Regions from separate parts of the Homo sapiens genome. Here region 1 is linked to region 2. The links are chromatin loops, found by intact Hi-C in ENCODE. Cell type or tissue: Calu3. All regions are shown on one strand. Region 1 has its middle 5.1 kb from the start of MIR548AI. Region 2 has its middle 62 kb from the start of PNKY.

Region 1 (4,000 bases), 350 kb after region 2:
TTAAGGATAGTATGCAATTCATCTAAAGACATTAAATGATATACATATGTAAAACAATTTGGTATCTGTTTTAGCTAATGCTTTGAATTATGGCAACGTCTTTCATCTAGAAACTTCAAAGCACTAAAAAAAAAAACACATTTCGCTCTATCACATTCCTATGAGGCAGTTTTAAAGTATAGATATTCCCACTTAATAAACGGAACAACTGAGGCACAAAAGGCCAGAATCAGCCAATGTTGTAAAATAAATCAGCATCACAACAAAAGAACAGTCTCGTGGTGACAAGACTGATGTTCTTTCAGAAGCGTGTAAATCCAAATGTAATAATGGTATCGTCCTTCAGAATTTTAAGATGATGTCCCAGGAAGAGACAGGAATAGGAATGGGGACTAAAAGGAGATAGGAGACTTCCTGGGTGATAAATTTTTGATCAGAGCAGAGAGGGGATAACAGAGAACTGGAGATGTTGAAAGTAAGCTTTATGGCAGTTCAGAGGAAAATTCAAACTAAAATATAAACAAGGAGGGCATCCTTAAATTTAGTCAATTTGTATACATTTAGGATTTAGTACAAAACATGTAATTTATATGAACCATATAATTTATCACCCATACTATGACATTTTTAAGAGACAAAGGGAGTGCCATCAATAATTGCACTAACTGTACCTGTCTCACTTCTTTGCACTCAGGCTAGTAAACAGTTTTGCAGTGTTTTAAATAAGTATTCTCCTTTAAACACCATCCAAGTGTTTTAAACCCTCACATTTTGAATGAAGGAACTGGGAGAGAAGTTAAAAAATGAGTATGGAGAGGAGCTTTCCATAACTGCAAAAATGTAAACCAAGTTTGGCATGTTTTCTTACCCAAGATCAGTTATCTTTTCTAACACTTCAGGTGGAAGAAATGCCACCTGTGAATAAATTGTACCAGGCTAAATAACCTATTTTCCCTTCTTTCCAATTATCTTTTTTTAAAAACTAATGTTCCCTGCAGACTGTGTTTGGTCAATCTGACCAAAGAAGTCACAAAGAAGGCGGCATTTGGGGACTGTGGTTACCTGTAGACACAGACATTTATCACCATGCTAACACTGCCAGTAGTTTACAGGGAGAGTTGGACTGGATGACCCTGCAAAAGCAGGCATCCCTCTTCCCACTCAGGTGAGGTGACGAATTAAGACAGTAGCATGAGGATTTTTTTGGGGGGAAGGTTTAGTTTAAAGACCACGAATAAGTATCCACACACTGCCCCTAGTCCAGTTCTGTCCAACAGAACTTTCTGAGGGGAGGGAAACATTTCACTCCTGCATAGTCCTATACAGTAGCCACCCACCACATGTGGCTATTCAGCATTGAGATGTGTCTAGAGCAACTGAGGAACTGAGCATTCAATTTTATGTAATTTTAGTGAATTTAAATTTTAAAGTCATGTGTGGCTAGTGGCTTCCATATAATACAATTCTAGACACTCAAATGTGTGTGTGTGTGTGTGTGTGTGTGTGTATATGTATATATATATGTATATATGTATATATATATGTATATATATATATATATATGTATATATATATACCACTTTGTTGTGTAGGAATCAGCAGATGCTGTACTTTTTCAATTTTCTAACACCTAAGAACAGTTTTGCACGTTAGGATCTATCTCGTCTTTAACTAGAGAAGCGGTCAAATCAGGAGTTCAGGCTGCCAGGAAGGGAGCAGGATGAAGACCTTCCCATTTTTATGCTGACATCCACCATCAGCGCAACGATTTGATTTAGCAGTGGTGGCTCTGGGGCCAACATCACAACCTTAAAGGGCAGACTCTCAAGAGGTGAAATAAAGTAGTGCAGCTACACACACCTGGGAAGTAGAAGCATATGTGAATCTGCCAAACATGAGATGCTTGTGCAAGAAACTAAATGCTATCTTTCATTTCTTTTATCTGCAGTTAAGACACAGTTTAAAATAGCTGAGTCGTTGCCTTTGTGCTAATATCATCTAATGCTATGTTTGAGTGGCAGGTCTGATTCATCAAGCTAGCAAGATCTGTCCTGGTTTGGATGGCTCTTCCTCCAGTGGAAGACATCTAAGTGACTACAGATTGAGAGCTCTTTTTCAATGCCTTTTGTAAACAATGCTGGTGTCAGACTACCCCCTGCTGGACAGAGAAGGAAGAAAAAAATTAGGTACCTTTTCTAAAAGGAACAATATCCTATTTCCTACAGGGATGGGTGTTTTGTTTTACTCTCAGTTTGGTAGATTATCACCATGAGCAATCTGAATAACATTATAAGCCACTGCCTTGGTCATACCCTTCTGTTTCTTCTAGATCTTTATGCAGCACAACACTGCAGAGGTGACCCATCAAGGGTAAACTTTGACTGCATTCTGTACCTTTTTATAGTAGGCTTACCACTCATTACAGGGCTGTTATAAGGAACAGCATAGGCTTCATGAAAAATCTAAGCTGAATAAACCGTAGAGGAGTTTACATTCGTGCAACTCACTCACACACAGAAGCAAAAAATCAGTTCAACACATGGACATCAGTTGACTAACCACCTGACATAACATCCTTCACAGTCACCAAACCATGCTATGGATGCAGTTATTGTAACTATTTGACCTCAACTCATATTTGCAACATCAATACAGCTTCTTTGCTATTAAGTCATAACAAAAGGACAAATTTCCTCTCCTATAAAGGTATTTCCCAAAGTCCAAATTAATTCTGTGACTCTGACCTAGAGTCACAATATACACTAAATCCAGTGCAATTCAGAAGTATGCATTTATTTCTGAATTTCATATATTTAACTGTTTGAAATCTTATTGAACTATCTTTTTTTTAAAGTTATGGTACTTTCTGTATCTGTTTTTCCCACTTTCAAGACAGAGTAAGATATATAATTAAATATAAACTTGCTTAAAGTTTTTAAATATTATCTTATTACATCCTTACCACAGAGAAATTATAGCTAGGCCTTCATCAAAATAACCAACTACTATGTAAACAGCATAAATGTGCTACATGCTATGCAGCTTCGTTTAAATGGAACTTGCCCCCTGGCCTTGAAGTTGTAAGTGAGACAGCACTGAAGACAGGTTGCACTGAGACAAAGAGCAGTGGCCTGGATATTGTTAAAAACCTATCACTAATTAATAAGAATTGGATGGATTACCCATTTTATTCATTTCCCTTGGCTTCATGACAATTATGCATTGACAACATCCTACACCACAACTACTGAAACCTTACAACACCATTTAAAACAAATTCAGTTTCAGAGAAAATGACACATTGCTAAAGCAATCACACATCCAGTCATTAAATCTGCTGCAGGGTCTGAACTGAACAGGCTAGAAATGAAGTAATGCTGCCACTTGTAAAACTGTCCATCTGCTAATGGGCACCCGCCAGCTATGACCAAAACTGATCTCCACAGGGTACACAGAGCAGTGGATTGTTCTGGGACAGCGGCGATTTACCACATCTCAGGGCCCTGTACTCACAGAGGAAGGGGGTGGAAAGGGGGAAGGTAGAACAGATTATTTTGCCATAAGGCAGATGAGAAAACCAATGCTAACTGTATAGTCATCACCTCTTTAAAGAACAAAAGAGAAGACTCCATAGGCGAACGGTCAGGCTATAACACTAACAAACTTCAGTAAATTCAGGAACTTCACAAAAGATAACCATCTTTAACTCGTCCTTGACCCTGTCTGCTCTTCTTTTATTTGGAACTTCATGGGTGAACATCATTCTCTAACCTCAAGATCATATGCACATGGGTGGGCACATGCACACATGTGTCTATCTTGACTGCTTCAGTGATCCTGTAGGTCTGACAAAGTCACATAAGAGATACTGGGCCAGGTGCAGTGGCTCACACCTGTAATCCCAGCACTTTGGGAGGCCGAGGCGGGTGGATCATGAGGTCAGGAGGTCGAGACCAGCCTGACCAACATGGTGAATCTGTGTCTCTACTAAAAATACAAA
Region 2 (4,000 bases):
CTGAGCCTCCCAAAGTGCTGGGATTACAGGCATGAGCCACTGTGCCCAGCCATGTATGGTCCTTCTTACACTTCCCTTTAATCTACACAAGTCTTCTATCCTGTAATACAATTCCCTGTCTCGAAATCCAGTTTAAGATTCTTAGCTGCTACAGCACAACAACATGGCACATGTGTACATATGTAACAAACCTGCATGTTGTGCACATGTGCCCTTGAACTTAAAGTATAATTTAAAAAAAGAAGAAAGAAAGCAAAGCAAAGCATTGGCAAAATAGACCAAAAGCTATTCCTAGAAAGCAAAAGATAAAAACCAATAAATTTGAGGATAAGCAAAAAACAAAAACAAAAACAAAAGATTCATAGCTGCTACTTATTCCCCTATCCACAAAAAGGGCAAAGAACTTGTCACTACATTTGAAATTGAAAGAGTTTTTACCCTACTTTCCACTGGCATCATTATTCACAAACATTGGAGCAACCATCTTAAGTATCTGCTACCCCATTGTCAATAGGGTTATTCATGGGGTGGGATTGGGGTGGGTATCACTTCTCCTGTGATGGAAAATACTCTAAACTAACACCTTCTGGTTTCTCTTCTCCCCTCATTTATTCCACACAAGGGAAGGATGCAAAACATCTGATTAGTTACTTAAGAAGTGATCTTCAAAGTTTTCACTCTCACTCTCAGAATTCCTGCACTCTCAAAATTCATTAATGACTACTAAAAGCTTTAAGTTGTGAGGGTTAACATATATTGATGTTTGCTGTGTTAAAAATTAAAACTGGCCAGGCGCGGTGGCTCATGCCTGTAATCCTAGCACTTTGGGAGGCCGAGGCAGGTGAATTGCCTGAGCTCAGGAGTTCGAGACCAGCCTGGGGAACACGGTGAAACCCCGTCTCTACTAAAAATACAAAAATTAGCCAGGCGTGGCAGCAGGCACCTGTAATCCCAGCTACTTGGGAGGCTGAGGCAGGAGAATTGCTTGAACCCAGGAGGCAGAGGTTGCAGTGAGACGAGATCACGCCACTGCACTCCAGTCTGGGAGAGAGAGCGATACTCCATCTCAAACAAACAAACAAACAAAAAAATTAAAACTGAGAACTACATTTAAGATAACAATAATAAATTAACTATATGTTAACATACATAACACTTTGTGAAAGAATAACTATATTTTCCCAACAAAACTGTGGTAAGAAAAAATGGCATTGATTTACACTTTTGCAAATCTCTTTAATGCCTGACTTAAGAGAAAGAAGATGAATTTAAGTATCAACTTCTGGATTCCAACTTTTTGCAATATGACATGCAATGGAGTTTCTGGAAAATTCCATCATAACTTTCGAGAGAAACAGTGAAAATGTGAAAAAAAAGTCTTACTATTATCATAAAAATAGTTTTGACTCATGGAACCTGGGACTATACATTGAGAACCACCAACTTAGGAGAAAGATGCAGGCATGGGTCTCTTGGTCACTGGGTTCCCCTCTCTTGGCAGTCTACCTTCCCCTAGAGAACACTCCTTTCAGCTTCACCTCATCCTGACTGCAGTTCTCCTGTGGTTCCTGGGATAGGTAACTCTGTCCCACCCTGGGACTGGCTTTTGAAAGTCCTTCATTGCCTTCACCCCCTCAACTGTGTTATCCAACATCTTTATTCCATCAGGAATAAAGATAGAGTTTTAGTCTTCATCTGTCTGACTCCTTTGTCTTTCTCTCAGTTACTGTTATAAATAGCATAGATTTTCATTTCAGAGGTAGAGCCTGGCTTAACTCCGCTTTACCTGTCTGACCTGAATTAATGTTCTCATTCCCAGACTGTACTAGTTACTTGGTTACCTGATATTCACACTTGTCAGATGTAAACCCAAGGGCCTTTCATGCTCTTAGATTCCAAAAGGTGGCTTCTTCAGGAAACCTGCACCAGCTCTTAAGGACCTGTATCTCCACAACCCCCACCTGGGGGAGCTCCAGGGACAAGGAGCTGAATACACATATATGTGCTCTGAAGAAAGACATGTTTGCTTGCATTGCTGGGCAGTATGATAGAAAAATCAATTTGATCCATCTTTTCCATTTCTGTCCTAAGCAGCAATCTTGGTCCAACTGTTAAGTATGTCATGCCACCCCAAACTGGGATAGTATTTACTATGTGCAGACACTACTGAAAGCATTTTACTAATAATAGCTCATTTATTCTTCATAATAATCTAATGAGGTAGGTACAGGTATGATTCCCATTTTAGAGACAAGAAAACTAAGGCACAGAGATGTTAAGTAACTGCCCAGTTGCTCTGCTGGGACTCAAACTCAGGCTCAGACTCTGTATGCTTTGGGATCCAGCCCTGCCCTTACCCTGGTATAAATCTCCTGGATAAACAATTGCAGTGACTCTGTCCACCCTAGCCTTTTCTTTTGTAAACTAGACATTGCTCCCCTTCAGCACATATGTGGCTCTAAGTGTCTCTTTCAGGGCATCTGCTTATTCCCCCTTCAATGATTCCTTTCAGCCAAGATAAATGCCAAGGGGCCACGAGCACATAGGCCTTCCAAACCGCCCAAGAATTGATTATTGTGACATCTAAGTCTTCTACATATTTTCTGTTGGGTGGTGTCATTTAACCTATTGTAATATTCAGAAGGACATGGATATGCTGTGTAACTTCACATTTTCAATTTCAATGTCCCGTTGAAGCACTTGATACCCCTCCATGTAACTGAACCATAGATAATAAAATCAGTGGCTATTATAATACTTCAAATATTTGTTCTTAGGCATAGTGAAGGTGTCCTTTCCCCGTTGGCCCAAAGTTTCTGATTCACCCTGCTCAGGCTGAGCATTACTTTAGGATCCTAGACAATTCTTTTATCTGCCTTTTACGTTAGATCCTCAATCCAAGTAAACTTTGAAAATACATCAACAACGGTTAAAAGAAACACCCACCTCCCCAGTTGGGTGCAGTGGTTCACGTCTATAATCCCAGCACTTTGGGAGGCTGAGGCAGGATCTCAAGACCAGGCTGGGCAACATAAAGAGACCTCATCTCTACAAAAAAAGAAGAAAAAAGAAAGAAAGAAAACTAGCTGGGTGTGTTGGCACATGCCTGAAGTCCCAGCTACTCAAGAGGCTGAGCGAGAAGGATCACTTGAGCCCAGGAGGTTGAGGCTGCATGGAGCTGTGACCGCACCACTGCACTCCAGCCTAAGTGACAGAGCAAGACTCTGTCTCAGAAAAAAAAAAAAAAAAGGAAAGAAAGAAAAACCCCCTATTATAAACAGGAACTAGCATCCATATGTAGAAACATAGTTCTGGTCTCTTGAGAGAGACCAAGCCAGTTTGTGTTGACAATTTGCAAAGTGACCCACTGAACCAGCTCACCTTTCCACCCCTTCTGAAGCCTCCTGGGAGACATACTCCACATGCTACCACCACCCCACCACATGGAAAACCTGATTTAACAATCAAAGAACTTTGGAGACATCCTTATTAGTCATGCTAATTCAGATTAGGGGAAAAAAAGTAAATGAATTACATGAGAGATTATTTAAAACCCAAATATATCTGGGTTAATTGGCCACTTATGATTCATCAATAGCTTGGTATTTCTGTAACATATGAGAGTTGCATGCATTTGGGGTGAGAACTGTTAACAAGCTAACAAGCTCCTGAACGAGATTTTGATGAAATTTACACTTCTATAACTGAACCAAACCCTTTATTTTAAAAAAATAACCAATTTAGCTGTCAACATAAAATATTCATTTTGTCATTCATATAAGTAATGATCTCCAGCAAACGAGATAGTTTACTTTTTGACGTGAATTTCATTAGTTACTTTTTCTTCCTCCCTAGTTCCAGGCAGGATTGCGACAGCTGTCCAGGGGCCCCAATTAAACATCTAAACTGGTCCATATTATGCCCACCAAAGCACTTTAAAATCATCACCTAAAAACAGCCTTCACCAAACAGCTCATCAAAGCCTTCAGCTACGAACACA

Evidence for each region. A loop is a pair of places that touch in the nucleus more often than their neighbours do. Peaks named below come from ENCODE experiments on the same cell type or tissue, not always from the same donor. Only the 100,000 strongest peaks of a DNase experiment are listed, where the experiment ranks them.
Region 1: it touches region 2 in a loop (10-fold over the local background); 11 of 110 quality-filtered maps call a loop at or near these places.

Annotation. Positions count from the first base shown.
Region 1 is chr6:99,117,470-99,121,469 of GRCh38, forward strand. No RefSeq gene overlaps it. Among named protein-coding and RNA genes, the nearest start is that of MIR548AI, 5.1 kb to the right of the region's middle. In Calu3, CTCF peaks have their summits at 2,223 and 2,470; a DNase peak (open chromatin) is centred at 2,132.
Region 2 is chr6:98,767,776-98,771,775 of GRCh38, forward strand. No RefSeq gene overlaps it. Among named protein-coding and RNA genes, the nearest start is that of PNKY, 62 kb to the right of the region's middle. In Calu3, no CTCF peak of the experiment used is centred here; a DNase peak (open chromatin) is centred at 1,956.